Linked DNA regions of Homo sapiens: region 1 is linked to region 2. A link is a loop called in an ENCODE intact Hi-C map of the cell type or tissue named here. Cell type or tissue: GM12878. All regions are shown on one strand. Links, peaks and the distances in the headings refer to the core of each region. The heading gives the core; the rest is flanking DNA. Region 1 has its middle 150 kb from the start of OSTN. Region 2 overlaps P3H2 (prolyl 3-hydroxylase 2).

Region 1 (16,804 bases), core at 9,351-11,850, 1.1 Mb after region 2:
TGTCTGGGCTTGTTTGTAGTCATCCGTCTTGGGAAGGCTTTCCAGATATTTGAAAGGGCTTGGTGCTGTGATCTAAGCTGTATCTTTTCAGCTCTAATAGGACAGCACTGAGTTCAATGCCTCACAGTTGCTGTGTTCTCCCTCTCCAGAACCCAGCGATGCTTTCCGCACCAAGCTGCTGCTGCTGGAGGGTGTAGAAGGGGTGGTGTCAGCAATTCAAGACTTTTTAAAAAAATTTCTTCAGTGACTCTTTCAGTAATATAAAGATAAAACCAGGTACTATGCATGCTAACCTGATTTTTGATTCTTACAAAGGTGTTTTCCTGTGTTGATAGTTGTTAAATTGGTGTCCCTGTTGGGGGAACAATCTGTGGAGCCTTTCATTCCTCCATCATGCTCCATCTCTCTCCCTAAATGTGTGTGTTCTCACTACTCCACCGACCAACCACTCCCCTGTCTCTCTCTCCCTCTCTTTAGTAGTCCTCCCTATTCTCTGAAACACAATTATATTGAAATTAGGCCAATTACAGTAATAAACCTACAGTGGCCTCTCAGTGTTCATGTGAAACAAAGAGTAACACACCTTTTACTTTAAATCAAAAGCTAGAAATGATTTAGCTCAGTGAGGAATGCATGTCAAAAGCTAAGATAGGCTGAAACCGAGGCTTTTTGCAACAAACAGCCAACCTGTGACAGCAAAAGAAAAGTTCTTGAAGGAAAACTGTTACTCCAGGAAACATAATGATAAGAAGTAAAAAGTAAAAAATGTAATTGCTGATACGGAGTAAGTTTTAGTGTCTGGATGGAAGATCAAACAACAACATTCCATTAAGCCAAAACCTAATTCAGAGTAAAGCTCTTCAATTCCAAGGCTGAGAGAGTTGAGAACGCTACAAAAGAAAGGTTTCAATCTGGCAAAGGTTGGTTCATGATGTATAAGAAACAAAACATTCCCATAACATAAGAGTGCAAGGTAAAGCAACAACTACTGGTGTAGAAGCTACAGCAAGTTATTCAGAAAATCTGGCTAAGATAGCTAATGAAGGTGGCTACACTAAAAATAGAATTTCAATGTGGATGAAACAGCCTTCTACTGGAAGAAGATGCTATCTTGAACTTTCATAACTAGAGTGGAAAAATCAATACCCAGCTTCAAAGCTTCAAAGGACAGGCTGGCTATCTTGTTAGAGGCTAATGCAGCTGGTGACTTTAAGTTGAAGCCAATGCTCATTTACCATTCTGAAAATCCTAGGGCCCTTAAGAATTATGCTCAGTCTACTCAGCCAGTGCTCTATGAATGGAATGACAAAGCCCAAATGACAGTACATCTGTTTACAGTAAACTTGGTTTACTGAACATTTTTTTTGTTGTTGTTGTTGTTTTCTTTTTTTTTCTATTTTTTTTTATTATACTTTAAGTTTTAGGGTACATGTGCACATTGTGCAGGTGAGTTACATATGTATACATGTGCCATGCTGGTGTGCTGCACCCACTAACTCGTCATCTAGCATTAGGTATATCTCCCAATGCTATCCCTCCCCCCTCCCCCACCCCACCACAGTCCCCAGAGTGTGATATTCCCCTTCCTGTGTCCATGTGATCTCATTGTTCAGTTCCCACCTATGAGTGAGAATATGCGGTGTTTGGTTTTTTGTTCTCGCGATAGTTTACTGAGAATGATGATTTCCAATTTCATCCATGTCCCTACAAAGGACACGAACTCATCATTTTTATGGCTGCATAGTATTCCATGGTGTATATGTGCCACATTTTCTTAATCCAGTCTATCATTGTTGGACATTTGGGTTGGTTCCAAGTCTTTGCTATTGTGAATAATGCCGCAATAAACATACGTGTGCATGTGTCTTTATAGCAGCATGATTTATAGTCATTTGGGTATATACCCAGTAATGGGATGGCTGGGTCAAATGGTATTTCTAGTTCTAGATCCCTGAGGAATCGCCACACTGACTTCCACAATGGTTGAACTAGTTTACAGTCCCACCAACAGTGTAAAAGTGTTCCTATTTCTCCACATCCTCTCCAGCACCTGTTGTTTCCTGACTTTAATGATCGCCATTCTAACTGGTGTGAGATGGTATCTCATTGTGGTTTTGATTTGCATTTCTCTGATGGCCAGTGATGATGAGCATTTTTTCATGTGTTTTTTGGCTGCATAAATGTCTTCTTTTGAGAAGTGTCTGTTCATGTCCTTCGCCCACTTTTTGATGGGGTTGTTTGTTTTTTTCTTGTAAATTTGTTTGAGTTCATTGTAGATTCTGGATATTAGCCCTTTGTGAGATGAGTAGGTTGCGAAAATTTTCTCCCATTTTGTAGGCTGCCTGTTCACTCTGATGGTAGTTTCTTTTGCTGTGCAGAAGCTCTTTATTTTAATTAGATCCCATTTGTCAATTTTGGCTTTTGTTGCCATTGCTTTTGGTGTTTTGGACATGAAGTCCTTGCCCATGCCTATGTCCTGAATGGTAATGCCTAGGTTTTCTTCTAGGGTTTTTATGGTTTTAGGTCTAACGTTTAAATCTTTAATCCATCTTGAATTGATTTTTGTATAAGGTGTAAGGAAGGGATCCAGTTTCAGCTTTCTACATATGGCTAGCCAGTTTTCCCAGCACCATTTATTAAATAGGGAATCCTTTCCCCATTGCTTGTTTTTCTCAGGTTTGTCAAAGATCAGATAGTTGTAGATATGCGGCGTTATTTCTGAGGGCTCTGTTCTGTTCCATTGATCTATATCTCTGTTTTGGTACCAGTACCATGCTGTTTTGGTTACTGTAGCCTTGTAGTATAGTTTGAAGTCAGGTAGTGTGATGCCTCCAGCTTTGTTCTTTTGGCTTAGGATTGACTTGGCGATGCGGGCTCTTTTTTGGTTCCATATGAACTTTAAAGTAGTTTTTTCCAATTCTGTGAAGAAAGGCATTGGTAGCTTGATGGGGATGGCATTGAAACTGTAAATTACCTTGGGCAGTATGGCCATTTTCACGATATTGATTCTTCCTACCCATGAGCATGGAATGTTCTTCCATTTCTTTGTATCCTCTTTTATTTCCTTGAGCAGTGGTTTGTAGTTCTCCTTGAAGAGGTCCTTCACATCCCTTGTAAGTTGGATTCCTAGGTATTTTATTCTCTTTGAAGCAATTGTGAATGGGAGTTCACTCATGATTTGGCTCTCTGTTTGTCTGTTGTTGGTGTATAAGAATGCTTGTGATTTTTGTACATTGATTTTGTATCCTGAGACTTTGCTGAAGTTGCTTATCAGCTTAAGGAGATTTTGGGCTGAGACAATGGGGTTTTCTAGATATACAATCATGTCATCTGCAAACAGGGACAATTTGACTTCCTCTTTTCCTAATTGAATACCCTTTATTTCCTTCTCCTGCCTAATTGCCCTGGCCAGAACTTCCAACACTATGTTGAATAGGAGCGGTGAGAGAGGGCATCCCTGTCTTGTGCCAGTTTTCAAAGGGAATGCTTCCAGTTTTTGCCCATTCAGTATGATATTGGCTGTGCGTTTGTCATAGATAGCTCTTATTATTTTGAAATACGTCCCATCAATACCTAATTTATTGAGAGTTTTTAGCATGAAGGGTTGTTGAATTTTGTCAAAGGCTTTTTCTGCATCTATTGAGATAATCATGTGGTTTTTGTCTTTGGCTCTGTTTATATGCTGGATTACATTTATTGATTTGCATATATTGAACCAGCCTTGCATCCCAGGGATGAAGCCCACTTGATCATGGTGGATAAGCTTTTTGATGTGCTGCTGGATTCGTTTTGCCAGTTCAGTTCGGTTTACTGAACATTTTAAGCCTGCTGTTGAGACCCACTTATCAGAAAAAAAAAAGTTCCTTTCAAAATATTATTTCTCATTGACAATACACCTGGTCACCCAAGAGCTCCAATAGAGATGTACAAAGAGATAAATGTTATTTTCATGCCTGCTAACACAACGTCCATTCTGGAGCCTTTAGATAAAGGAGTAATTTTGACTTTCAAGTCTTATTATCTAAGAAATGTATTTCATGAGGCTATAGCTGCCATAGATAGTTATTTATCTGATGGATATGGGAAAAATAAACTAAAACTCTTCTAGAAAGGATTCATTATTCTAGATTCTCTTAAGAATATTCATGATTCATCAGAGGAGGTCAAAATACAAACATTAACAAGTGTTTGGAAGAAGTTGATTCCAATGTTCATGGATGACTTTGTGAGGTTTGAAAGTTTAGTGAAAAAGTAACTGCACATATGATGGAAATAACAAGACAATTAGAAAGAGGAGTGGAGCTTGAATATGTGACTGAATTGCTGAAATCTCATGAGAAAACTTGAATGAATGAGGAGTTGCTTCTATTGGATGAGCAAAGAAAGTAATTTCTTCAGATGGAATCTACTCCTGGTGAATATTGTTGGAAGAAAGTGATTTCTTGAGATGGAATCTACTCCTACTATGAATATTGTTGAAATGACAACAAGTGATTTAGAATATGACATAAGTTTAGCATCTAAGCAGCAGCAGAATTTGAAAGGACTGACTCCAGTTTTGAAAGAAGTTCCACCCTGGGTAAAATGCTGTAAGACAGTATTGCATTCTATAAAGAAATATTTCCTGAGAGGAAGCATTCATTGATGCAGCAAACTTCATCGTTGTCTTATTTTAAAAAATTGCCACAGCCACCCCGATCTTCAGCACCCACCCTTCTTATCAATCAGCACCTATCAACGTGCAGGCAAGGCTCTCCATTAGAAAAAGATTACAACTAGCTTACGGCTCAGATGATTATTAGCATTTTCAGCAATAAAGTATTTTTAAATTACGGTATGTAGACATAATGCTGTTGCACACTTAATAGACTGCAGTACAGTTAAACATAACTTTTCTATGCAAGAAACAAAAAAAGTTGTGTGACTCCCATTTTATTGTTATTCACTTTATTGCAGTGGTCTGAAATTGAATTCACAATATGTCTGTGGTATGCTTGTATAATATATAGCCTAGCCAGCCAAGACCTAGATAGCAGCTATCTATCCATATTTAATCTATCCATATTTAATCTTTTAAAGAATTGGATGACTGCTTTCTAAAGAGGCTCAAACTTTTTATATTCCCCCAAGCAGTGTAAGATGATTCCAATTTCTCCACATCCGCACCTTGTTTCTATGTGTCTTTTTCATGGTGGGCATCATAGTTGGTGTGATGTGGGTTTGCCATTGTGGTTTTGATTTGCATTTTCCTGATCATTAGTGATGTTGAGCATCTTTTAATTTACATAGTAACCATTTGTATATCTCCTTTGGAGAAATGTCTATTCATCCTTTACCCAATTTTAGTTATTTCAATTTTATTATTAAATTATAAGAGTTTTTTAACGATATATTTTAGGTATAAGTTCATTATAAACATTTATGATGTGGAAATGTTTTCTCCCATTTGGCATGTTGTCTTTTCACTATTTGATGATCTTTTGGGGCACAAAATTTCTTATATATTGAAGATGCCCAATGTATTTTTGTGTTGTTCTTTGTGCTCTCGTTATCATGTATAATAAACCATTGCATAATTCAAGGTCAAACATATTTATGCCTGCATTTTCTTCTAAGGGTTTTATAGTATTAGCTTTGAAATTTAGATCTTTGGTTCATTTTGGGTTAATTTTATGGTATAAGCCAGGGGTCTAAATTAATTCTTTTGCACGCAGCTATTTAATTGTTACAGCTTCATTTGTTGAAAAGAGTACTCTTTCCTCATTGAATTGTCTTACTATTCTTGTCAAAAGTCAGTTGACAATAGCAAAGACATGAAATCAACCCAAATACCCATCAGTGATAGACTGGATAAAGAAAATGTGGCACATAAACATTATGGAATACTATGCAGCCATAAAAAGGAATGAGATCATGTCCTTTGCAGGGACATGGATGGAGCTGGAAGCCATTATCCTCAGCAAACTAACACAGGAACGGAAAATCAAACACCACATTTCTCACTCATAAGTGTGAGCTGAACAATGAATGAGAATACACGGACACAGGGAGGGGAACAACACACACTGGGGCCTGTCGGGAGGCAGGGTGAGGGAGAGCATCAGGATACACAGCCAATGCATGCAGGGCTTAATACCTAGGGAGTGGGTTGAAAGGTAAAGCAAACCACCATGGCACACATTTACCTAAGTAACAAACCTGCCCATCCTGCACATATATCCCAGACCTTAAAATAAAATTAATTTTTTTTAAAAAAAGTCAGTTGACTATAAACATAAGAATTTGTTTCTGAATAATCAATTCTACTCCATTGATCTATATGTCTATCCTTATTCCAGTAACACAATATCATGTCACATCACTAAAATCAGACATATAGATCAATGGAGTACAATTGGGAATCCAGAAACAAACCCTAACATTATGGTCAATTGACTTTTAAAGAGCGTGCTATGATAATACAATGGGAGAGGCTTCTGGGTCTATGCTTTTCTTATGGGCTGTTTAATATTACTAATTTAATAGCTTTATTTATTATATACCTGTTCAGAATTTTGTTCTTTTTGAGCCGGTTTTAACAATTTGTGTCTTTTTAGAAATTTGTCCATCTCATGTAATTTGTTGGCATCCACTTTTTTATACCATTTCATTTTGTGTTATCGTTATGCATGATGCATCTACATTTGTAACAAGCTCAATAACACATCACTATAATTGCTAATTTATATAGTTTTATGTCTATTAGAGAAGCTGATGAGAAGAAGTAAATATATATTTATAGTGTCTGCTATATTCGCCTTTATTATTCCTTTGAATTTCATTTGCCGTCTGGTGTCATTTTCTTGTTCCAATACTACTTTGCCCCCAAATACCTCCTTTGTGTTGTTTTTGCCAAATGTATTATATTTTTGTATATGTTATAGGTTCAACATTGCATTATATGCTCCTCATTTTATACAATTGTTTTTTGAAATCATTTAAGAAATAAAGGAGAAGAAATACGCTATTTAAATATTTATGATATTTTTGCCAATACATGATAATCTATACTATTACTCTATTTTTTGATGTGACTTGGAATTAATGTGTGGAGTCATCTGCTTTCAGCCTGAAGAACTTCTTTTAGTTTTTCTAGTTGGTTCTTTAATCAAAGAATTCTGTCAATTTTTGTTTTTCTGGGAATGTCTTTATTCACCTCTATTTTTGAAACATGGTTTTCCTAGATATAAGATTCTTGGTAGATGTTTTTGTTTCAGTACTTTTCGAATGTTACCTCACTGCTTTCTAGCTTCCACTGTTTCTAATGAAAAGCCAGCTAATTCTTCTGTTAGGGTTTCCTTGTATGTAGTGAGTCATTTTTCTCTTGCTGCTTTAAAAATTCCCTCTTAGTCTGTGGTGTTTAGAACTTCTATTATGATGTGTGTGTAAGTGCATTTATCCTTCTTGGTATTTGCTGACTTTCTTTACTGTGTAGATTAATGTTTCTCATCAGATTTGGAAATTTTCAGCTAATATTTTCTAATATTATTCAGCTAATAATTTTCTAATATTATTTTCTGTTGCCTCCTTCCTCTGCTCTCCTTCCGATACACTCATTGTGCTTATGTGAGTGTGATTATGGTGCTCTACATTTCTCTGAATCTCTTTGTTTTTATCATTTATTCTCACTGTTCTTCAGATAACATAATCCATATCAATCCACTTAATACTTCACTGATTTTTTCTTCTTCCAGTTTAAATCTACTCTAGTAAATATTTCACTTTTGTTATTAAACTTTTCAATTTTGAAATTTCCAATAGATTGTTTTATAATTCCTGTCTCTTTATTAGATTCACTATTTGATGAGATATTATCATCTTAGCTTTCCTTACTTTTAAGGAAAAGTTTATTGTCCTGTTTATTTCTATGTCTCATAATTCTTTGTTGAAAGTATGATATTTTAAGTACTATACTGTGCTAATTCTGGATGCTGATTCTCCTCACTCTCTTCTGGAGTTGCTTTGCTATTGTTTGTTAATTGGTGAATTGGCTGGATTATTTTAGGAAAGTCTATTTCTCCATCAGTGTATACCTTCTAATATTGCCCCTCCCGGGGGGGTACAGCCTTAGGCATATGCACAGTCACCCAGAGATGACAGTAGGTTTTTTTTTTTTTTTTTTGAGACGAAGTCTCACTCGAGATGACAGTAGTTTTAGCAGGATTCCCTTTGACTTTCTCTAATCTTTTTGTTAAACTGTCTTCTTTGATATTACACTCATCTGTTAGGCTTCTCTAATTGCTGGCTGATTGCTCTATTGTTTTCAACAGAGCACCAGGCCTAAAAAGGATGCAATTAATCCTGGTCCAATTAAATCTAGATAGAGGTAGTTTTTGAGACTAATCTTTGGTATTTGTCCTGACCCCACAAAGGCTCTTCTTAGCTTTCTCTTTCCACAGTTCTCTTTGGTAAGCTAGCTGGCCTGTACTTTGGCTTTTTACCTGCTGTTCATTAAAAAAAAAAAAAAAAAAAAAAAAAGTTGGACCAGGAGTGGTGGCTGACACCTGTAATCCCAACACTTTGGGAGGCCAAGGCAGGTGGGTCACCTGAGGTCGATTTTGAGACCAGCCTGGCTAGCATGGTGAAATTCTGTCTTTACTAAAAATACAAAAATTAGCAGGGTGTTGTGACGGGAGACTGTAATCCCAGCTACTTGGGAGGCTGAGGCAGGAGAATCGCTTGAACCCGGGAGGCAGAGGTTGCAGTGAGCTGAGATCATGCCGTTGCACTTCAGTCTGGGCAACAGAGACTCTGTCTCAAAAAAATAAAATAAAAAGAAAAAAAAAGTTGCAGGTCTCAGCTCCAGATGACCCATTCATATTCTTTTGTAAAACATTTAAAGAGGAAGATAAATTTATTTAAATCATGCCAACTTTCACAGGCACATGAACACATATTCACAAAAACTTCCCCATCAGCCTCAAATTCTCCTTAAAATGAAATTTGTTGAGTTGGCAAACCCCTGAAAATGTCAATGGGGTTTCACTGACAAGATGGATATTCTCACATAATACTTGTGAAGCATTGAGAAAATGGCATTTATACATGGTTGGGTAAAAAAAACTGGATTTTGAACCATTATTACTAGATTGATGTAGCAGGATTTTGGCATGTTTATCTTAGTGTTTGGAATGAAAAGAAGTTTGCATTAAAATTGTGAGAGTTTGGGAAATGAAAAAATTAAAAGAGTTTTTTTTTAAAGTATGACAAGGGGCTTAGAACAGGCTTTTGAGAAAATCTTCAAAGAAAATCTTCAAAATTGAGTCTATGACAGCTACGCTCTATTCTCTGTCCTAGGGCTGTCTTTATGTTTCTTTTCCTTAGTGTGACAAGGATATTTTATAGGAGAAAAATCGTCCCACTATCTATCCCAGTTCAAGATCTATCTGTCTAGGGAAGTTTCAGAAAGATAGTCTGTCAGGTTACTTAACTGTGAGGAAAAGAAAATAGCTTAAATTCAGTTACATAAAGATGTGCATAGAAAGTGGTGTTTTAATAGTTGGTCACATATCATCCTGTCACCTAGGGCACGATGCAGAGGATGAGGCTGGTGGCCACAGCTGGAGCCTTGAGTATTTATGAGTTCGTATATGCATGTGTGTATATAAGAGGAAGGGTATGTGTGTATTGAAAATAGGAATAGAATGAGTGCAGAGAATCTAGAGGCATTAGACGACAACCGGAATGCCAACTCTGAAATGGTGTGGAGTAGAGAGGGTGAATTTCACTAGTTCCCTTTCCCCCGTTATTGAATGGGAAAGCTAAACTAAATGAATCATCCACTGTTAGTAGACTTCATTAACCATCCTCCCCCTAGCTTTATAACCAAATCTCACTTACAAAACGCTATGTCCTACCTCTCTTAATCCCCAGTTCTTTATTTACCTTCATCTGGAGAAGCACAAGTTGTTATTTTTTCTCCGTCAGAGACATTTGCAGCACACATATCAGCACTTTTAGACATCAGGTAGCATCTCTATCTTGGTTCAGCTGTCCTGTGTGCTTTTGTTATTCCCAAAGGTGCTGAGTGACCAAAAGCATGCTTTAGTGTGGTGCCTAACAGCCACCAAGCAAATGTCCTTTGGATTAGGACAATCCCCACACAACACCAGTATAGGAAAAAGCTGCATATGTGCTGCATTTCCACCTTTTATCCACAGTTCGAGTCCTGTATCCAATTTACTTTCCGTATAGGTTTCTAAGTAAGAGATAAGCCAGATAAATTATCTAAATATTTTATTTCATCCTCTGGATTTAAATCACTTTCTCAGAAGAAAGATGCAGTGGCTTTTATGGCCTTCTCTTCAGCTCTACTTTTCGAGTAACTGTTAAATGGCTCCACCATGTGGTTGAAAAATATATTTTATTTACAGAAACCTAACACTACAACAATAAAATTAATCAAATTAGTGTCATTTTATTTATTCATCCAGCAAATGTTAACCTAGCCTATTACGTGTCAGGCTATGTTCTCTGCACTGAGAACACTGTCAACGAAACTAATACAATCCCCGGCTCCTTGGATCTCATGATCACTGTTTATCTTTCCCATGGCTGAGTAGCAGACTATACCTAACATTAAAATAATCATAAAAACACATCTTTTAAGTTGTTTTTATTAGATACAATAAAGCAAGATAAAATAGGCTTTAGTTATGGCTCTGTAAGTAACTGTAAAAATACTTACTTTTCCTCTCTGGGACTCTGTTTATTATAGGTTGTCCTAGATAAATGGCCCCTAACCCTGATAATATGATAAAACAATGATGTATTATTTCTCACAGAAAAAAAAAAGCACATTCCAAAGTTTGTCTGCAAGGTTGGGGTGGGGGTGTTATAACCTCCTGAAATATTACTTACGCTCTGTATGTGTTCACATACAGGTAAAGTATATTATATATACCTATTGGAATAGATACTCTCTATATCCCTTCTACCTATAACAATCTTTGCTTCCCATGATCAGGAATAATTGATAAAAGAATCAATTCCAGAAGAGAACTAGAGCTTATATTCAAGGCTCCTGTCTTCCAAACCTTCCCAACACATCAACTGAGTACTGTAGTTGCTGCACTATAGCCGTTTCACCTTACTGCTTCCTGCTACCTTTACTCAGGAAAAAAGTGCCACGTGAATGGGTGATCATAAAATGTATTGTGCAAACCAGGACAGTTTTGAGAGTGAAGTGGAAACCTGCACAAGTACCTATTTATCTTACAATTTTATTATAAAAAGTAAATTAGTTAAGGTGCTAAATGAGCACAGAATAGTGGTTGGCATATAATAAGCACACTACACATGTCAGTCTTTTATCATGGACAACTAGCTATAGATCTCTCTACTTGTTTTCCTACTATTCCCTCTCTCAAACTCACCCTCCACTCTGCTTCCGAAGGTATTTTTGTAAAGTGCAAATATTCAGGTCCTTTCCCTCCTGAGAAGCCTGTCAATGGATTTTCCACTGCAAATGGAACACACGAATTCTCTTCTATTTGTTTCTCACTATATTCTCCCAACACTCCGCCTTTGATTCAGCCATAGCTCCTGCAAGCCCAGTCTCCTCCCTTCTACCTGCATGTATTTGAATCCAACCTTTGCTATTCTTCCTCCTAAATTTTACCCATCAAAATTCTCCTCATATTTTAAGTCCCTTTGTTCAGGCTCTTCTAGGTAATGTCAGACAGAAATTCGTCTTTCTCTATTTTAATAATTATATTAATTTTAGCTATCATTTATTAAACGTTTTTGTCAGGCACTATTCTAAGCTCTTTACATACCATTACCTTTTTTTTGTTGGAAAGAGAGATCTAGACACATTTAACCATTGTTCAGTGCACAGAGTAGTAAGACTTATGACGGAAGTTAGAACTCTGTTCAATGCAAGGTAGAACACTATGGAAATTGAGCCTGTAGGCGCTGAAATAAGACTGCCAGGTTTCTAATTCTGACTCTATAATTTACTAGTTGTATGACTTTGGGCATGTCTTTTTTTGTTGTTCAATTGAAACTGAGTAAACTCAGTTTCTTTATATGTACAGTTCATAGTGACAGTTGACTCAGGCCTGTAATCCCAGCACTTTGGGAGGCCGAGGTGGGCAAATCACCTGAGGTCAGGAGTTTGAGACCAGCCTGACTAACATGGTGAAACCCCGTCTCTACTAAAAACACAAAAATTAGCCAGGCGTAGTGGCGGGCGCCTTTAATCCCAGCTACTCGGGAGGCTGAGGCAGGAGAATTCGGTTGAATTCAGGTGGCGGAGGTTGCAGTGAGCTGAGATTGCACCACTGCACACCAGCCTGGGCGACAACGCGAGACTCCATCTCTAAATAAATAAATAAATAAATAGGATTGCTCTGGCACTTAAATTGTGAAAATCTGAAACAAAAGATTGGAATTATTTTTTGTTATGTTTCCCACAATGTATTCTCACTGTCAATATACATTGCCTACTCAAGAGAGGCACTTTTCAACTGTCATACAAATATTTCAAATATCACCATGGGGTTACATTGAATACTCACGAAAGGATTCATGGATGTTTCCTGGGTAAGAACATGAAAATAGCTAAAAACAAAATTCTGTCTTCAAAACGAAAACTTCTAAATTTAGATGCAGTCAGATATGGGACGCAGAGTTATGCTGACTTGATTGCCCCGAGTTGTGATTTCTTTAGATGACTCTTTGTCTTGCTTACAGTGTGTCCAATGTAACAACTGCATCCATTAAAAAAAAAAAAGATATAAAACAAGACTCTGAATTGATTTTCAAAGGTTACTAAGTCCTTCACAAACTCATTAAGAAGATGCTGAACAAACAGAAATGCAGTTGCTTAACAAATGTTTACGAAACTGCCTCATGGAAACAGCGTACTATGAAATGTCTTGCTATTTAGGCTGCAATAGGGCTTAAATATGGGAGGGCAGTTGGAGGAGGAGGGTGTGGGTGAAATCATCTCTACTATGGAGGGTAAGTCTTATGGTATAAAAATAAAGACAGAGTTCCGTGATTTTTTTTTCTCCTGATTTTTCCAAATGTTGGACCTTTCCTGACTCCATGCATATATACAGGTGGCAACATCAGGAATAATTCCCAGTATGTTGTGAAGGATGAAAGCAGCACCTTCCAAGTGGTTTACATCCAGCTTTCTATAAACTCTCTTTTCTACAATGCCAGGGTAAACTTTTGCATAAAACCCTTGATCATGTTACACAACTCCTCAAAAATGCCGTTGCCTTTCAGTTAGGATAAAACTCTTCAGCCTGGCTCTCAAGGCTTTTCTCAGAATGACTACAGCATTTCTCCTACATTCCTTCTCAGTAGCTTCCCTAATCACATCTCCATATTCTTCTCCTCCAACTTTAAGCCTTTGATTTTGCTCTTTTTAAAATCTGAAGTATACTTGTTGCTGTTTCCCAGCTTTTCCTGTGCTGGGTGGGTCAACTTCAGTAATAAAAAACGAATATCTAAATATCAATTTGAGGACCAAATATGGTGGTTCATGCCTGTAATCCCAACACTTTGGGAGGCCAAGGTGAGAGGATCGCTTGAGGCCAGGAGTTTGAGACTAGCCTGGGCAATAGTGAGGCTCTGTCTCTACAATAAATAAATCAATAAATATCAAGTTGAACTTTGTGAAATCACAATATTAGAAACAACAATTCAAATATTGGCAATTTATTAAGTTTCAGCATATTATTTTATAGCTCACAAAGCATTTCCAGAAACATTATTTCATCTTATTTTCATGATGACCGAGAAAAATGGGTAAAATTCAGTAATATTCATGTGCATATTCAGTATCATTCAGATGAGAAGGAAAATTTGAAATCTTCTCTCCTGAAACCATATATTCCCATTTCAAAACTATGTGCTTTCCATAAAGAAACACTGTTACCTCTTCTGGGAAAACTTTTTCAATTTTTATAATTTGTATAATTTATTCTTTATATTTCTCCTTTATAGGTAATATCTATATCATATCCTTAAAATATATAAATGAAGAAACCCAGCTAAATATTAATAAATAATGCTGATTCCCACCACCTTAAATAATTAAATGCACCTTTATTTTCAAATTTTAATTTTGCCTAAATATTTCAGATACTACATAGTGCAATATATTTTGCATAGATAAATATTTCACCTACTCCTAAGGAAATTCAACTAGATAATATAATTAGGTAGCACATTTAGATCATGGAAGTAAATTAAAAAGATACCCGCAGAAGGCATCACCATCTATACTCTCTATAATATAGAGAGATTTTCTCAAGTCACACACTTCACCTTTGCTTTACAAACAGCAGTCTACAACACCAATGGCAAGTTACATTGAAAAATACTCACTGTGACTATATTTTCCACTTCTCAGAATCCTAGAAGACTTTTACTGAAAGTGAAGATCTAAAACAGGCTCACAGATTTTTATTTTTTCTGGGATTGATTTTTATAATTTTAAATTAGTTTATTGGGGTATAATTTTTACTTACAATAAAATTCAACAATTTTAAATGTTCAACTCAATAAGTTTTCATAAATGTTTGCACTCTTGTAACCATCAACAAAATAATTGTATAGCATCTATCCCTTCAAAAGATTCTTTGTAATTTTTTCAACCAATCATCTGGCTTCTGGCAGCCACTGATACATGCTTTCAGTCACTAGAGTTTTTAGTGTTCTGGAATTTCATATAAATGGAATCATATAATATGTAATATTTTGTATCTGGGGTCTTTCACTTAGCATAATGCTTTTAAAATTCGCTTTTTTTTTTTTTGAGACAGAGTCTCGCTCTGTCGCCCAGGCTGGAGTGCAGCGTCGTGATCTCGGCTCACTGCAAGCTCCGCCTGCCGGTTCACGCCATTCTCCTGCCTCAGCCTCCCGAGTAGCTGGGACTACAGGCGCCCGCTAATTTTTTGCATTTTGTATTCTGTTCTTGTTCAAACTCTTTCTGCCTATTCTACAAAAAAATCTGAGATTTTGATAGGAATTCTGTTGAATATATAGATCAACCAGGAAGAACTGATATCATAACTGTGTCAAGTGTTCTGATCCATGAACTTTTTATATATCTACATTTATTTTGTCTTTAAATTCTCTCGGCAATGTTTTTTAGCTTTAAGTGTACAGACCTTTAACATAATTTCTCAAATTAATCATAAATATTCGTATTTCTTGGTGCTACTGTGCATTTTTCATTGCAGTTTCCAATTATTTCTTTCTAGCACAATGGATTTTTGTGTATCCGTCTATACCCTGCCACCAGCTAAATTCACTTATTAGTTCTGGTAGCTATTTTGTAGCCTTCTTAGGCTATGCCTCTTAGGCAACAAGGTTGTCTTTGGTAAAAGATGGTTCAAATTTAACTTTGCTCTCTGAATGTTTTTTAGTTCTTTTACTTTTCATACTGCACTGTATCTACCTCCACTGTAATGTTAAATACAAGTGATGAGCAGGCATCCTTCGCTTGTTCCTGATCTTATGGGAAAATCAATCTTTCTATTGCTGTTAAGTATGATGTTAAAAGTAGGTTTGTCATGGATATTCTTCATGAGATTGAAGAAACCTCCTCTCTTCTCAGTCTTGAACTGACATTAAACTTAGTCCAATATTGTTATGTGTCTCTTGAGATGATTGTGTTTTTGCTTTCTTTAGTCAGTATAAATGACAATCTACATTGATTTTTTTAAGTTAAAAATCCTTCTTAATTCCTAAAATGAGTTCAACTTGATCATAATCCTTTTCATAAATTGTCGAATTTGATTTGCTAAAATTTTCTTAAGGATTCCTTCATCTATATGCATCTGGAATAGTGGTCTCTAGGTTTCCTTTAATGTCTTTCTCTTTTCAGTATTAGATTTATCTTGGCCTGTTAAAAGTTCACTGAAGCTTTTTTTTTGTGCTATTCTCTGGAAGTTTGGGCTGACTGATATTGCTCCTTAAGTATTTGAAACAAACTGAAGTCATTTCGAACTGAAGTAAAAAGCCTCAGAAAGTTTTTAACTATGAATTTTATTTTGATTTTTTAACTGTAAGCTCAAAATGTTTCTAGATAAAAATTCAATTTTTAGTAGAGATAAGATATTCATGTTTTGTATTTTTGTTGAGTGAGTCTTGGTAGTTTGTGTCTTTCACAAAATTTGTTCATTTAATCTCAATCTTTGAATTCATTGTCACAAATTTGTTTATAAAATTCCTTTATTTTCTTTCTAATGTCCATAGTATTGCCAGTGATATTAAATCCTTTATTCCTGATATCTGTGTTTTCTTCTCTTCATTTCTTGTTGGCTAAAAGTGTATTGATTTTATTGCTATTTGTATCAGCTCTTGTTTTCATACATTATATTAGTATTTTTGTTTTCCAGTTAATTGATTTCTTCTTTGATGATTATTATATTCTTTATTTTGCTTACTTCATACATAATTTTAATCTTTCTAGTTTCTTGTGGTGGAAGCTTGTGCCATTTATTTTGGAACTTTTTCTTTACTAACACAAGTATTTTAATGCTGTAAGTCTTCCTCTACTTACTGCTTTGTTTTACAAATTTTTATGTTGTGTTTTTATTCTAATCCCATTTAGTATCATATTAAATGATATCTGTGATTTCTTCCTTGATTCATGAGTTATATATAAAGGTATTGTTTGACTTCCAAATATTTAAGAACATGTCAGATATCTTCCAAAGAGATTTCTACTTTCATTTCATTATGGCCAGAGAATATATTTTTGTATGACTTAAAGACTCTTAAGTTTATTGAAGTTTGT
Region 2 (16,804 bases), core at 7,620-10,119:
CCCCCACCAACCCCCAGATATTGCCAAATGTCCACTAGAGGGCAACATTGCTCCCTCTTTTTTTTTTTTTTTTTTTTTGAGATGGAATTTTGCTCTTGTTGCCCAGGCTGGAGTCCAGTGACGCGATCTCGGCTCACTGCAACCTCTGCCTCCCGGGTTCAAGCGATTCTCCTGCCTCAGCCTCCCAAGTACCTGGGTTTACAGGCGCTCACCACCATGCCCGGCTAATTTTTTATATTTTTACCATGTTGACCAGGCTTGGTCTCAAACTCCCGACCTCAGGTGATCCACCCGCCTCGCCCTCCCAAAGTGCTGGGATTACAGGAGTGAGCCACTGCACCCGGCCAATCGCTCCCTCTTGAGAGCCACCATTGTAAGCCCTCATCATCTCTTAATTACTGCCGCAGCCTCCAAATTGCTCTCGCTGTTTCACTACTCACCCTCACATGCTTCTAATGAATCCTACTGGCTTATATCTGATTATATCTCTTTCCTACTCACAGCTCTTCAATGGGTCCCTACTGCTTGAAGTTTCAGGTCTACTTTTCTTGGTGTGCTTATAAGAAGTTGCTTTACACCTGTCTCTTCTTTTTTTTTTCTTTTATTTATTTATTTATTTTTTATTATTATACTTTAAGTTTTAGGGTACATGTGCACAATGTGCAGGTTAGTTACATATGTATACATGTGCCATGCTGGTGCGCTGCACCCACTAACTCGTCATCTAGCATTAGGTATATCTCCCAATGCTATCCCTCCCCCCTCCCCCCACCCCACAACAGTCCCCAGAGTGTGATATTCCCCTTCCTGTGTCCATGTGTTCTCATTGTTCAATTCCCACCTATGAGTGAGAATATGTGGTGTTTGTTCTCTCTTCTTATTCATACCTTTCTCTCTTCTTTAGGTTTATTTTGCCTCCCTTCTCCTCACCTTATATTCCAACTTCTTAACTTACCTCAAGCTCCCTGAATGTAACACTTTCAAAAGAATTCCCTAATCCGATTCTGAATTAAGTGTTTCTCTGGATGCTCCCATTATATTCTACGCTTTCTTTTATTCCTCACATTAATCCATCAGCAGGTGCAGCTGGTCTACCTCCAAATTGTATCTCAAATCTTCCATCTCTTTTTACCTTCTCTATTACTACTCCAGTCCAAGACCACATGTTAGCTAAAGTAATCTTCTGTATCCTGTAACTCTCCAGGACTGGAGGAGATATGTGTGTGTGTGTGTGTGTGTGTGTGTGTGTGTGTGTGTGTGTGTGTGTGTGTTGGGGTGTGGGGACTACATGACTTTCCACTAGTTAGAATACAATTCGCATTTCCCAATCAGCCTGTGGAATCCGACTCCTGCCGCCTCCACGTCCTCTACTGAAGCCACTCTCCCTCTTGTCTGCCATATTCCAGATGCTCTGGCTTTCTTTGTTTCTTGGTGACTCCAAACATCTTATTGTCTCTGGGCCTTTGCAGCTTGTCCTCTGCCTGGAATACTCTCCTCCAGACATTTATCCTAGTGGACTTCTAATTTATTAGGTTTCAGCTCACATGCCACTTGTTTGGCGAGGCCTCACAATTTGCCGCTCCTACCCTTTCACTCCAGAATCAGTTGTCTTGTTCCATTTTCCACACATCATTGGTCACCGTGTGAAAAATCTCTCGATTATTTATTTATTTTTTACTTTTTTGGGATCTGTTTCCTTCCACTAGAATGTAAGCTCCAGAAGAGCAGGGCATCTTATCTTCTTGGTCACTACTGTATTTTCAGTGCTCAGAAAAGCCACTGACATGTGGCAAGAGTTCTATTTTCTTTGATGAGTAAATGTGTAAATGGATGAAGCCTTTCTCTGTCTAAAATGCCTCTCCCTAAAGAAATTGATCTTTTAAAGCTTTTTTTCAAATGCCATCTCCTCAAAGAAGCCTTTTTGGATTGCTTTTTGATATCCCTCAAACCACGCATTTGCTGCTAAGGATTCTTACCAAAACTTGCCTTGTGGTTTAATTAGTTGGGTCCTTGTATTATTTCTCCAATTTGACTTCAAGCTCCTTGAAAATAGGAATTATATCCTACTAGTGTGCATTCCCCATAGGCGGTCTTTAACACAGTGCCTGCGCACAGTAAGTTAAATAAATAACTATTTTATGAATTGAAAACAAAGCCCCTTTCATGCAAGAGCTTGTAATAAAAAATGTTTACAAAAAGGCAACTAAAAGGACTAGATATACTAAATAACAGAAAATTAAGTTGCTGCCACATCTAAATAAAAAGCCCAAGTACTACTTTACAAATATAAGGAAAACAATCTTTTTTTTTTTTTTCAAGACAGAGTCTCACTCTGTTGCCCAGGTTGGAGTGCAGTGGTGCGATCTCGGGTTACAGCAACCTCCACCTCCTGGATTCAAGTGATTCTCCTGCCTCAGCCTCCCCAGTAGCTGGGATTACAGGCATATGCCACCATGCCTGGCTAATTTTTGTAATTTTAGTAGAGACGGGGTTTCGCCATGTTGGCCAGGCTGGTTTCGAACCCCTGACCTCAGGTGATCTGCCCGCCTCGGCCTCCCCAAGTGCTAGGATTACAGGACTGAGCCACCGTGCCCGGCCAAGGAAAACAATCCTGATACTTAACAAATCGACACACATACAAAGCTTTCACATCTGTTGACCACAAGAAATGATTGTAATCTTGTTTCTCATTAAGGGAAAGAAATTCAAGAGCTGGAACCAATATATATGAAGCTTCGAACATCCTTGCATCCTTAAAAGGATGTTGCTAAATACTCCTTGAGAACTGAGACCCTTTAAAGTAATTCATAATAAGCATGAGAATCGGCCAGCTCTAATGACTTGTTCATAGGTAGGCATTTTTTTTTTCTGAGATTCAATCTGCAAAAAGACGTCTAGGCCAGGAACTCCCAAACTCTGCTGCTGCACGTTAGAATCACCTGGGGAGCTCTTAAAACTCCTGAAACACAGATGTTAGTAGTTTGTAACGATCAATAGATGATCTCCACGTGTAGCAAAGAATGATTCACAGCCTGGGCTAATTTAGCTGAGGAAAAAGTTCTGGTCATTTCCCACTGTGGCCACTAGATGCCGCTACGGCCTGAAGACTGGAGAGGTTTTCTAGTACTTTTCCATCAGAGGAAGGGACGCTGGCGTTGATGTTTCCTATTACAAAGGAGCAAAGAGAACTTACTTTGTGTTAGCTTATTTTGAGAGAACAATACCTTGGAAAAGGGAGTTTGGATACTGAATGATGAAATAGATTAAATGTCTGCTGAATTGAATACTAGAATAGTGAGGTAATATTTCAATAATTTTATCTTCACTGTCTACCCATTGACATAGGTTCCTTAGTTTAAAAAAAAATGCTTTGATGGAATGCTAACATTTTGGAGATGGAAAATACCAGGATATAAAGTAATGATAGGGGAAGGCAATTGTTTGCTGCTCCCTTGAGGTTTTCAGGACTCTGTGCTCTGGTCCTTTTGTCAGGGCCTTTCTTTCTTTTTCTTCTTCTTCTTTTTTTTTTTTTTTTTTTTTTTTAAGACAGAGTCTCACTCTTGTCGCCCAGGTTACAGTGTGGTGGAGTGATCTCAGCTCACTGCAACTGCAGCCTCCACCTCCTGGGTTCAAGCGATTCCCCTGCCTCAGGCTCCCGAGCAGCTGGGATTACAGGTGCGTGCCACCACGCCAGGCTAATTTTTGTATTTTTAGTAGAGATGGGGTTTCACCATGTTGGCCAGGCTGGTCTCCAACTCCTGACCTCAGGTGATCCACCCACCTAGGCCTCCAAAAGTGCAGGGATTATAGGCGTGAGCCACCACGCCCAGCCAGGGCCATTTTTTCTATGCCTGGCTATCGTCTTTGCTTCTAGGTCTGAGCTTATAGAAGTCTTCCTTGATTCCCTGCTACAAAACATATACTGTTCTCTTCTTACAGCGTATTTACTAGCTGTTCTGTCCAAGCTCCTCATAGTCCAGGACCTTGTTCTGTTCACCCTTCTACCCCTAGGGCCTATCTAGCAGAGTTTCCAAGGCAGATAATAATAGCTCTTCTGTACAATAAAAGGTCACAATAGGTCTTTTGTAAAATATGTGAAAGAATGGCTTAGGGAATGTGGGGAAACACTTTGTAAGTTAGATTTGATGGTGAAAAGTATATGAGAAAAACGCATTATTTTTAAATAGTTTCTGATGAAATTGGATTCAACTTAGGAACCTAACAAGGAAAACTGGATAGAATGCCAGTTTTAAGAATAGAATTTCATAGCTTCATCAATACTTAGGGCTGGAGAAGATTTGGAGGTCATCCAGTTAAGCCTCTGCTACGATGTTTTAGATTCCATTTCAGCGTTCCATGCTAAGCAGTTGCCTGGGCTTTGATTGGAGCCATCCAATCAGTGCTTCCAAAGCAGACAATTCTGCCAAACTGTGGTGACTATTTGAAAGTTATTCCTTGTGTGGAGCCCAAATTTTCCCTCCAGGGCTTCTACCCATTGGTCTTAATTCATACCGCTGCAGCTCCACAGGTGGAGACTATGACATCTGCCCACGGGCTTCCAAAACGATGAGATCATGGTCTCCTCCTAGCTAAGTGTCCTCAGCTAGTTTGCATATAATAATATTGAAATACTTAATGTAATAACAGTAATAAGTAATAATAATCTTTTAGGTTTCCTTGCCCTCTTTCAAATACGTTTCATAAATGATTCAATACTATTTCTTATGATTTGCGAGAAAACAAATCCGTCTTCTGGGTGACCAATAAAAAGTGATTCCTCCCTGATGCCACAGAGTTGTTTTGGTTTTTGTTTTTGTTTTGAGACAGAGTCTTGCCCTGTTGCCCAGGCTGAAGTGCAGTGGTGCGATCTCGGCTTACTGCAATTTACGCCTCCCAGGTTCAAGCGATTCTCCTGCCTCAGCTTCCCGAGTAACTGGAACTACAGGCGCATGCCACCACATCCAGCTAATTTTGTATTTTTAGTAGAGATGGGGTTTCAGCATGTTGATCAGGCTGGTCTCGAACTCCCGACCTCAAGTGATCTGCCCACCTCGGCCTCCCAAAGTTCTGGGGTTATAGGAGTGAGCCACCACGCCCAGCCTTACAATTTGTTAATAAGCTCAAGACAGATTAGTGACTATCAAATATCATTGACACAGCTATTTCTACAAACATCTTCACTTACTAGAACATATCTGATTAAGAACTGCCTTTACCCTCTTCTTTTCCTCAGACGAAGCAATTTAAAGGACTTCTCAGATAAAGCAGTTCATGAAGCAAGCCTAATTGGCTTTCTGGGCGGGTGAGAAACTCACCAATTCTCTATAAAGTGGGTCCAAGGTGAACCACAGAGCCACAGCACACCTCTTTCCCTTGGTGACTGCCTTCACCCCATGAGGGTTCTCTCCTCCAGATGAGAAGCTGATCATGCGCCCACATTTTGGTTTTATAGAGGCCTGAGAAAGAAAGCAAAAATTAGACTTTCAATTGTTGTATCATAAACATTTCCACAACTCCTGCTTCTCTGGCTATGAGATTATTTGAGTTAAGGCCTGAGGCGAAGAATAAAGGAATCCTGGGATTGAAGATGATGTAAATTATCTCAATTTTCTCACCCGTAAAACAAAGGTAAGGTCAAAATAATATATACCTCAGAAAATAAAAAGATGTTCAAGTAAAACGTGTAGCAAAGTCCACATACATAGTAATCATTCAATACATGCTATATATATGATAGCCTGCAAATTCAAAGAAGGCAAAGTTTTCCTCTCATAATTCATTTCTGTAGCTTTTGCACTAGCAAAGCATCCGGATACAAGGTAGGTGTCCATTCCATACTTGTGTAATTAACAAACAAACAAACAGGACATCTGCAGTGCTGGAAAAGTTGTTATTGATCTAGGTAGTGGTTACATGAGCGTATACGCTTTCTAATTTTTAAATTGTACATTCATGGTTTATGTGCTTTTCACAATACAAACATTTTTAAAAGTCATAATTCTGTATGATATTTCATTTCCTTTACACTATTGTTTCCCAGTGGTCGTTTAGGCATTGTTTGAACATCTCTAGTGGTGAGAACACGACACCCCTTGGAGTGGCCTATTCGCCATCACCCTTAAGTGTTTTAAGACTGACACAGTCCTTCGCAGCTTATGCACTGCTCAGGTGGAGCTGTCCACAGCGTTTAGGTAGAAGAGTGTAGTGAGAGAAAAAGAAATACTGCTGGGCTCACTGAGCCAGGGTAGAAGATCAAACAAGCTGCCTCTTCAAATTGAATGAGCTTAAGCAACTGAATATTAGAGGCCTTGCTTCTGTGTTTAAAGAAGTGTCTCATGTGAGTAGAATCCATTTTGTCTTTCTTGGGAAATACAGAAACTTTATTCATTCCTCTGTATAGTTCAGAAAAGTAAAGTAAAACCAAAAAAAAGTGGCACTAGCCATTTTACTAGGTGAGAACATGGACTGGTTCTCACTAGCCATTTTCTGAATTGACTTGAGTTGACATATGCCCGTAAATCTTTGGTTTCCTTCTGCATAAAATGAGCTGGCTGGTTTTTCACTGCTAGCTTCAGGAAGAATATTTGAAAAATTTCCTAAAGTCCTTGGTTGCTACATAACATAGGTACTCCCGGACTACGTGACTACATATGGAAGGTAAGAGGTAGGTGGAGGAGTCGGAAAGCCAGAGAGACAGGTGGGTGCATATGTGTTTATGTGGGCATGTGTGTGTGTTTATGTCTGTGTGAGTCTGCATGTGTGTGTATATGTGACTTGTGTGTGAGTGTTAAAGGGAAGAGCAGAAAAAAAGCAGTCAGTTTCTTTTTACTCTTCTACTCACAATAACTGAAGAGTGATTTGTCTTTGCTGGAATTGCTTTTCCTAAACAGCTTTACCAAGGCAACTGTTCTGATGTAAATCTAGAGAGTTCACGAGTTAGTCGTGTCCTCAGTATCAATGTGATTCTGTTTTTCTGGAGAAGGAATTTGTACATTTCCACATAGAAGCAGCAAAATAAGTGAAAGGTAAAACCTGTGAAGTAGGATAGAAAAGACTTCTGAGGCCGGGCGTGGTGGCTCACGCCTATAATCCCAGCACTTTAGGAGGCCAAGGCAGGTGGATCACCTGAGGTCAGGAGTTTGAGACCAGCCTGGCCAACATGGTGAAACCCCGTCTCTACTAAAAATACAAAAATTAGCCAGATGTGTTGGTGGGTGCCTGTGATCCCAGCTACTCAGGAGGCTGAGGCAGGAGAATCGCTTGAACCTGGGAGACGGAAGTTGCAGTGAGCTGAGATCGTGCTACTGCACTCCAGTCTGGGTGACAGAAAAAAAAAAAAAGAAAGAAAGAAAAGAAAGAAGAGAGGGAGAGAAAGAAAGAAAAAGAGAGAGAGAAAGAAAGAAAAGAAAGAAAGAAAGAAAGAGAAAGAAGGAAAGAAAGGAAGAAAGAAAGAAAGAAAGAAAAAAGAAAGAAAGAAAGAAAAAGAAAGAAAGAAAGAAAGAAAGAAAGAAAGAAAGAAAGAAAGAAAGAAAGAAAGAAAGAAAGAAAGAAAAGCCTTCTGAGTAAATGGCCTTGGGATGTTGGAATTTCAGGTTTTCTGGGCTGCCCACTCCCTGGTGCTGGTCAGGACTCACTCAAACACGCATTTGCCAATGTTTCTATGTGATTACCAAGTCTTGGTAACATCTTATAAGACTAAAGAAAGGATGTGGGGACAAATTAGTATTTTCTTTCTTCTGGAATTGAAAGTAATTTTAAACATGAATAACTTTGGGAAAGTTTAGGAAAAGAAGCTGTGAACTGTATGAGGCGGTTGGAACTGATTATAGCCGTGGATTCACAAGGATCTCTAAGACCCATCTCATCACACAGCGAACATCATCTGTTACATGTCAGGTATTTGGAGGAATAAACAAGCTTTAGTGAACCTGCTTCCATGTGTGACATTGTTTCTACAGCAAAAATATGTTATGAAGTTTGGATAAATGATTATAAACATACTTTTGTAACACAGCCCCGTTTATACTGAATTTAATTTTTCATGAAACAAATGGAACTCATTAAATTTTATCTTCTTTGAACCTGCACAGAGAAACCAACATCCTTGAATTCCCAAGTCTCACAAACAAATGCCGCTATTGAAAAGAATCCACATATCTTCCAAGTATACTAAGCATAATTTAAAATAATCCTTTTGCTTTCCGTCTAACTGATGATTGATTTAGAAAAGCGTTTGTGCTGTAATTGTCTTTAATAAAAGTAAAATTTCAGCCACCTTTCAGATAATTACACAACTTCCAGATTTTTCCAAAGTAAAGGACTCAGAAGACGTTACTTCCTTATGTGGCCTCAAGTTATGCCATTTCTCTGCTCCATTTGTCCCTCCACAGTCAAAGGGAAACTAAAACAGAAAAATACCCATTTCTGTTGCTGTTGTTGTTGTTGCTGGTACTAGAATAAACTTCCTGTGGGGAAAGATAAGAACTGCCTTACGTAAGAATTTTAGTTATCTACGTTATTCCCTAAAATGCCACTGTATGCATTAATATGAAGTATTTGAGGAAATAAATGTTCTCAAACAGGAGCTTTTGGATTAAAAATTTGTTTAAATCAGTTTTAGTTTTTTTAGGGGAGGTTAGATTCTGGGTTTTTAAAAATAGTTATAGATTTTAATTAAAATTGTAGCACTCTGAAAGGAGAATATTATCTGCTTTCACATCTTTAAAAAGTAGAATTCCAGTTAACTTGACATTCAAAAATTAATGAAACAGGCATCCCTTGCTTTAAGCATCAAGCATTTCCAAATACGGCCACTAGATGGAGGAGAAGCAAAGAAATCTTTTCAACCACCTGTCTGACTTTCTTTGAAACTGCGAAATGCCAGTATTTTTGTACCTCAGTTTCAGTGTTAGCAGAGATCAGAAATAAAATGCTTCCTACACTCAAGCTTTCCCAGAAGTGCAAAAAACCTTCTGGACTTTAAACTCCAATACAGATCGTCAATCTTGATTTAATTTATCAGATTACGGAGTATTAAAGTACTCCCATATTAACATTTAAGCTTTTTACCCAAAAAGTGAGGCATCATGACTTTTTAACATATATTATTGTATGAAGTCACATGAAATATTTTTTCTTAGTTATTACAATGTTTCTAGACAATTTTAACGAGAATCCTCATAGGAATCACCTTTTAACCCAGTAATACATACTTTTTGATATTACCTGCTTATATCACAGTACTGTGTGATGAATAACATATGTGTGTCATAAATGACAGATATGTTTCACTAATGAGAAAAGCATGTAAGCTATGAGGGACAAGCATAAAATTCAAGAAAAGTTTAGAAATAGCTTCTATAATGCCAAAACTTTGAAGTTTATCACATACATGTCCCAACTACTTAGATTTTGTATGGTGGTGAGAGATACCTGGTCATCTATAATCTGCTTACTTTCTCAATTGGAAATTTTTTTATTATTATTATACTTTTAAGTTCTAGTGTACATGTGCAGAATGTGCAGGTTTGTTACATAGGTGTACATGTGCCATGGTGGTTTGCTGCACCCCATCAAACCATTATCTACATTAAGTATTTCTCCTAATGTTATCCCCCTGACAGGCCCTGGTGTGTGATGTTACCCTCCGTGTCCATGTGTTCTCATTGTTCAGCTCCCACTTATGAGTGAGAACATGTGGTGTTTGGTTTTCTGTTCCTGTGTTTGTTTGTTGAGAATGATGGTTTCCAGCTTCATCCATGTCCCTGAAAAGGACATGAACTCATCCTTTTTTATGGCTGCATAGTCTTCCATGGTATATATCTGCTACATTTTCTTTATCCAGTCTATCATTGATGAGCATTTGGGTTGGTACCAAGTCTTTGCTATTGTGAACAGTGCCGCAATAAACATACATGTGCATATGTCTTTATAGTAGAATGATTTATAATCCTTTGGGTATATACCTAGTAATGGGATTGCTGGGTCAAATGGTATTTCTGGTTCTAGATCCTTGAGGAATTGCCACACTGTCTTCCACAATGGTTGAACTAATTTACACTCCCACCAACAGTATAAAAGCATTCCTATTTCTCCACATCCTCTCCAGCATCTGTTGTTTCCTGACTTTTTAATGATCGCCATTCTAACTGGCGTGAGATGGTATCTCATTGTGGTTTTGATTTGCATGTCTCTAATGACCAGTGATGATGAGCTTTTTTTCATATGTTTGTTGGCCTCATAAATGTCTTCTTTTGAGAAGTGTCTGTTCATATCCTTCTCCCACTTTTTGATGGGGTTGTTTGTTTGTTTTTCTTGTAAATTTGTTAAAGTTCTCTGTAGATTCTAGATATTAGCCCTTTGTCAAAAGGATAAATTGCAAAAATTTTAAAACAGAAAACTGGGCTATATTCTTCAGGCCATGGAGGGTTTTTGACCATTCCATGGATCCTATCTGAGGTATGGCAGTGAGCAGTAAACTTTTGGCTTTACTAGCATTTTCTTTCGGGGTCTGTAAGTCCCGGTCCACCAAAACTGCTTCCTCGTGCTCCTTCCAGCAGTCATAATCTGTCACCATGGCAATACTCGCATAACAAATTCCAGCCTCTTTAGTGAGAACCACCTCTGGAACTGTGGTCATGTTGATAACATCCACCCCCCAGGTGCAGAACATGAAGCTTTCTGCTCAAGAGATAAAACGAGGTCCCTCAGTTGTGACCATTGTCCCCTTTGAATGTCACCAGAGTCCTAGCTTCTTAGCAGTCTCTATAAGAACGTCTCTCGTTTGGGGGCTTGGCCCCCATTGGAATATGGCACACTCCTCTAGCACAACAATGACTTCCATCATAGAGGGACTGAGGTCTCATACTGGTCCTGTCAATGAACTGATCAATAATGACAATATCGCCAGGTTGAATCTCCTCCCTCAAGGAGCCACAAGCTGTGGTCCCTATGACATGTGTACAGCCCTCTTCCTTCAAAGCCCAGATGGTCGCCTGGTAGTTGACCTTGGAAGCCAGGATGGTGTGCTGCCTCCCATGCCTTGCAAGGAGGACACAATCAACATTTTTTATCTTCCCCAAAATTAAGACATCAAATGGCTTGCCAAATGGAGTATCCACATATTTTTCAGTTCTTCCTTCTAAAATTTCTGGATCATCCAGGCCTGTTCCACCAATTATTCCAATCTTCATGGCAGTGGTGGTGGTGCTTGAGGCCATGTCCGCACAGGAAAGGAAGCTGCAGTGGGCGAGCACTCGGGACTAAGGGAATGAAGTGGGCCAAAGAGCGGCAGCAGTCGAAAATATATTTTTCTACCATTGTGTATGCTCTTTGGCTTGAAGACCAAAGGATGCTAACTATATGGTCTTTAAGTAGGCTTCTTTCCAAAGGCACGGGTTTACTTAGGAAGATGGTCGTTGAATTGAACTTTTGATTTACTCTTTGTTTACATATTTGTGTGTGTGTGTGTGTGTGTGTATCAATTTTCAGGTATGAGTTTATTACATACAGTCACAATCATATATCTCTCTATGCATATATATATGCAAATATATATATATATATATATATATATATATATGAGGCCATGTCTGCATGGGAAAGGAAGCTGCAGTGGGCATATTTATATGTGTGTATATATATTATATATATATTTTTTATATATATAATATATATACACACATACCTATAGGTATATATACACATACACATACATACACACATATATGATAATTTTGGTAACTATATATTTGAAGGCCAATGCTCAGTCCAAGTACGTAGAACACCAGGTTACTTGAAAGACACCTTGTAGAATCATTTGACTTATTCTAGACTTGGGTGACTTAGGAACTGACGTTCTTACGTTTCCATCAGATTACTTGACAAAGAATTAGAAGACCTAGGTTTTGGTTCCAAGTCTAACACTAACTAGCTATATGATCATGATAAAATGATTAATATCTCAATTCTTTAATTTACTCATCTTTACAACGTACTAGATTTTTATGGATACTTCTAACAGTTTATGATCTATACATTTACTGAAACTCTCTTAACCTCTTGAAATCTTGAGCTCAGAAGTATTTGAAATCTAACCATCTGTAAGTACTTAGAAAAATGGCAATACTGAGCTAAAACATACTAAATAAGTATTCAAGAATAGGTTTACTTACAGTCACAGTCTTAGCATCCATCTCTGTGAATATGAATTCTCCTCCTTCAAAGTCATCATTCATATATAGGAGAGCACTATAAGAATGAAGAGAAAACTATTTGTATTATTATATGCTTATGAGAGCATGGTCATAGAATACTGAAGACTGGTGATGTACTGTCCAGCCTCCATTAGTAAGTTTCCTTTGAACTAGACATTGATATAATTGGTCCTCCAAACTCTTAAAGAGAAGATCAGATAGAGTTTGAGTTATACCTCTGAAGAGTTTACTTATTCCACCTTTACTAAAATTGTAATCATATGTCAAAGCTTGTCTCACATTTCACTTCCTCCACAGAAAACCTAACTAGTTTTAATTTAATCTAGCCCTTTGAACGTGCCCACCCTAATTACAACTCTCTTTTTCCCTTATATAACTCTAAAGGATTTTTGTTTGTTTGTTTGCTTTGTTCTTGTTGTTGTTTTTCTCTTTAACTTGCTGAAGAGTTCCTTGTGGCCTAGCCACGCCTTGCAGATAGCGGGTGCTTAATAAATGTTTTGGAATCGAGTACAGTGTAGTAAGGATGAACACATGGTGACTATAACTCCTGATTCCTTACACACTGAAATCTCTCTCAATAGGTAAGGACATTCTTTTCTCCTGAGTTTCTAGTGTCTTATTTATAAAATGCAGACATAGTTCTTCTTGGGTATGAATAAAGATAATTGATGTGATAAAGTCCTTATGTAGGCCAAGACTCCATGCCCTTGTATTCTGACTGAAATACATATACCACAAGGAATATGTTCCAGGGAGAACAGGAATTTTTTTAAAAGAACATAAAATTTACTTTTCATATTAAAACAAAATGGACATTTTGTGAAATGGGATGCAAACTGTGCACAATTTTTAAGATAAAAGTGAGATGATAATGCCACTTATTGGTTATGGCAGCTACTTCAGAAGATTATTTGAGAATTTCTGCCTTGGAGATATGAACACGACGTCAAGCAAAACAGAGCACCTTTCCAGTTTTCACTGCTTGAAAACTGTTAGGTAAAAGCTTTGTTTTGAAGCAGGTTCTAGCTATACCTATAGTCTCGAAATGTGTAAGCAGGAGGCTCCTTCCAGCATTCGTTGGCCTCTGGATCCAACAAACAGTTGTCAGCATGGATGGGATGACTGAGGTCATTTCTTCTATCCTGCTGACCTGCCAGAAAAGGGAATAGGGAAGAACGAGAAATGAAGTGCAGCAACTTCCACCAAAGTAACTGACAATCTCTCTTCTCCCAGTCCTGATGATCTTTGCAAATGGGCAGAGGCAGACAACAGGAAAGAACAGATAAAAGAACAGTGGACAAGTAGTTGAGATTCTGGTCTGGTTCTGATATGAACTGGATGTGAAACCTTGAGCATGTCACACCTGTCTCTTCAGCTATAAAAGTTATTTCTGATATAAACATACATGAACAAATTCCATGCGTTTCATGGGTTGTACTTCACATAGGGCAGCAAAACAATGGGAAGGAAATGAAAATTTTTTAAAAAAACAAGATTTAATTCAGCTAAAACTTCCCAAGTGTAAAAGTCTACTCCTATGACATCATTATTCCCCCCGCCCCATTCAGAGGGGCATAAGACATAGAGGAGAAATAATGCTGAGCAGGGACCGAGAAGGTCCCGGTCTTTTTAAGAGTATTTCTTTCAATCATCCCTTCATCTTCTATGCTTCCACTTAATGCTGGTAGACATCATGGTGACTATGATTTCCATGTTCCTGATTCCTCAAAATGGGAAACCTACAGCAGAAAAGCATTTTTTTTTCCCAAGACTTCAGCAATTGGGGAAAATTGATTTGGAAGGGAAAATGTTCAGAACGAGGGTTTTCTGGAACTTCAGAAGAACAAAAGGAAGAAAAAGAAAGAAGCAGAATAAGAGTTCATAAGCTACTTTTGTTTTGGAAATCTAGAATTCGTCTAAAATATTAATCTACCATGCTGTTGAGCTTTGTTTTGCCTTGTTTCATTTCCCAATGTATTGTGGGTAAAAGGGAACCATTTCAGACTGCAATCTCACCAGACAGGGCTGTTCGGCAGACCATGTGTGTATAGGAAAAATACAGAGTTGAGTTCAGCATAAAATAAGATTCTACAATCCTTCGAGCCTTTTCGCTGATGTCATAAAACAGACGAGCGCTCTTCAGTGGGACTCGACCTTCATAACCAGACTGAAAAAAAAAAACAAAACATGAGAAACAAATGGGTTCATTGGAGGTCGTAAGAAAAACAGGCACTAGCTTGCATTGAGCCAATATAGGATTGTCATGTCTGTATTGACTAATGGGGAAGGCTACTACATATTTGTGGATTTCGGTTAGGACATTGTGCCATTGGAATAAACTCTTCCCAATAACAGATGGAAAGCTAAAAGCTACTTGGTTCCTCTTCTCTTCTATTATAATATGTTCTACCATCCTCTCTAACAACCCTTCCTGCAGTAGAGAATAATTACTTGTTTGAATATGTTTTCACTATTAGATCATGATTTTACAAAGAGGGATTGTATGTATTTTTTGTCAGGAAATGTAAAGTTTGATAAGTTGATGGCTGAACGGAGGAATGATTAACTACAATGAAGGTTTCATTTCACTCTTGCTTCTTTCAGCTGTCCTGATAGGTATATATTCAAAACTTTTTTCTTTCTTTCTTTCTTTCTTTTTTTTTTTTTTTTTTTTTTTTTTTAAGACGGAGTCTCGCTCTCGCCCAGGCCAGGCTGGAGTGCAGTGGCGCGATCTCGGCTCACCGCAACCTCTGCCTCCCAGGTTCACGCCATTCTCCTGCCTCAGCCTCCCGAGTAGCTGGGACTACAGGCACCCACTACCATGCCTGGCTAATTTTTTTGTATTTTTAGTAGAGACGGGGTTTCACCATGTTAGCCAGGGTGGTCTCGATCTCCTGACCTCGTGATCTGCCTGCCTCAGCCTCCCAAAGTGCTGGGATTACAGGCGTGAGCCACTGTGCCTGGCCACTTTTTTCTTTCTTATATCTGCCATTTACAGAAGCCTTAGGCTGACACTAAGGAACTCAAACCCAAAAGAAGTTAAGACTTTACTTTGAGTGCTTTCAGGACAGTTGCACCTTCAAACTTTTCATTGGGTGTATGGGGTGAAGTTTTTCCTCTGTATCCATCACCAACAAGCATGATTCCCTGGAAGCAAATACAAGAAGATACGTCATCAATGATAACTATGAATTCATCAGGTCTTTTTCTGCTTTGGCTGCCAGAAAGCTGAGAACTCTAGTCAATGCTAAGAACCATCCCCATTTTATTCCAGGATGCTGGTATAACTATTCTTTTAATTAAAAGAGATATCTTTATTTAATCTTCATTCTACATTTTTATTATCAAATACTGTCACTTTTTATGGAAATAAAAAGAATGTAAATTATTGATATATTGCCTAATAATTAATTAAAATAAAAGGATTTCTCCAGCAACTTTATATGATAGGCAGGGACCTTGCTAGATGGCTGTTGGGCTAGGAAATATGCCAGTAGCTATTCCAGATCCCACCCGGGAAAACTAAAATAATCCCAACCCAAAGGCTATAAAAGTTCCTCAAAAATAATTTATGTCTTTCTCCTCAAGAAAGCAATATTTCAGGGCTTGTTGTCTGGCTCCAGATGAGACCAGGACCAAAGCAGTTCCAGCTTCTTGGCAGGCCAGCGCAGTGAGCTCCCCTCCTTCTCCGGATCCTCACACTGGCCACGCTGTGGAGCTCCCGGCACTGTTCTTCCGACAGGACGTTATCCAGGAGAACCCGCTGAGTCCCGTTCAGCTGCTCCGAGTTGTAGACGAATGTGATGTTCTCATAGAGTAGAGGACCACCTACAGGAACAGAGCACATTGTCTTCCCTGTTACCTCTGTCCCCCGAAAGGAAGCACAGAATACCAAACAGCTTTCAATGTGCAATTCGAGTGAGTCCATTTCTTCATGAATATTTAGAAATGCAAAGACAAATTGCAAATTAGGAAGCTTGATAAACACAATATAGATTCAGGAGAAAGATGTCTATCGGGTTTCCTCATAATGTCATAATAATGTTACATGCGTACATTATTTTGGGAGAGATAGAACTACTTTTGCATTTGTTTCTAATGCTGATCCCAAAAAGTCGACTGGGCATCTCATAGGACTCTCTTCTGAGAAAGTCCACCCTTGTTCACAGCCCCTCATTCATACCTCTGTCGCAACACCACAGATTGCATGTTTGGGTCCCCAGGTATGACATGCACACCTCAGTTTCACTGGTGTCTAGAGTAACACCTTCACTAGGTGATTCAGGTAGTCACACCCAAGTCACTTGACTCTGCCTCAGTCTTCTTCCTACCACACAACTGACCCTAGGTTGTCTTGCTTTTGGAGTGTTTTTCTCTGTTCTCCAGGCAAAATCATCACGTTTCTATTTCCACACAGGAGGGTTTCCCTTAGGCACCTACTCTCTTCCCAGAGAGAGACCACAAGTTTATAAAATTAACTCCAGATAGGCTCTTCAGAGGGTGATGCTTTGGGGTCACATTTTAGGTTGTGAAATTACAAAATCCAGACCTGACAAAGACTTTTTTTCATAGAGTAGGACTGAAGGACA

What was found. Hi-C counts contacts between places; a loop is a spot of excess contacts. Peaks named below come from ENCODE experiments on the same cell type or tissue, not always from the same donor. Only the 100,000 strongest peaks of a DNase experiment are listed, where the experiment ranks them.
Region 1: a loop joins it to region 2, with 12 times the contacts of the local background. A loop is called at or near these places in 9 of 110 quality-filtered maps.

What each region holds. Positions count from the first base shown.
Region 1 is chr3:191,040,770-191,057,573 of GRCh38, forward strand. No RefSeq gene overlaps it. Among named protein-coding and RNA genes, the nearest start is that of OSTN, 150 kb to the right of the region's middle. In GM12878, for the core only: a CTCF peak has its summit at 10,359 (motif pointing left); no DNase peak of the experiment used is centred there.
Region 2 is chr3:189,958,643-189,975,446 of GRCh38, forward strand. It overlaps P3H2 (prolyl 3-hydroxylase 2), which reads right to left. Exons shown (of 15, transcript NM_018192.4): 9 at 15,916-16,043; 10 at 15,267-15,362; 11 at 14,232-14,382; 12 at 13,248-13,365; 13 at 12,174-12,249; 14 at 5,316-5,456. It also overlaps the pseudogene MTAPP2. Among named protein-coding and RNA genes, the nearest start is that of MIR944, 140 kb to the left of the region's middle. In GM12878, for the core only: a CTCF peak has its summit at 8,823 (motif pointing right); DNase peaks (open chromatin) are centred at 8,401 and 8,839.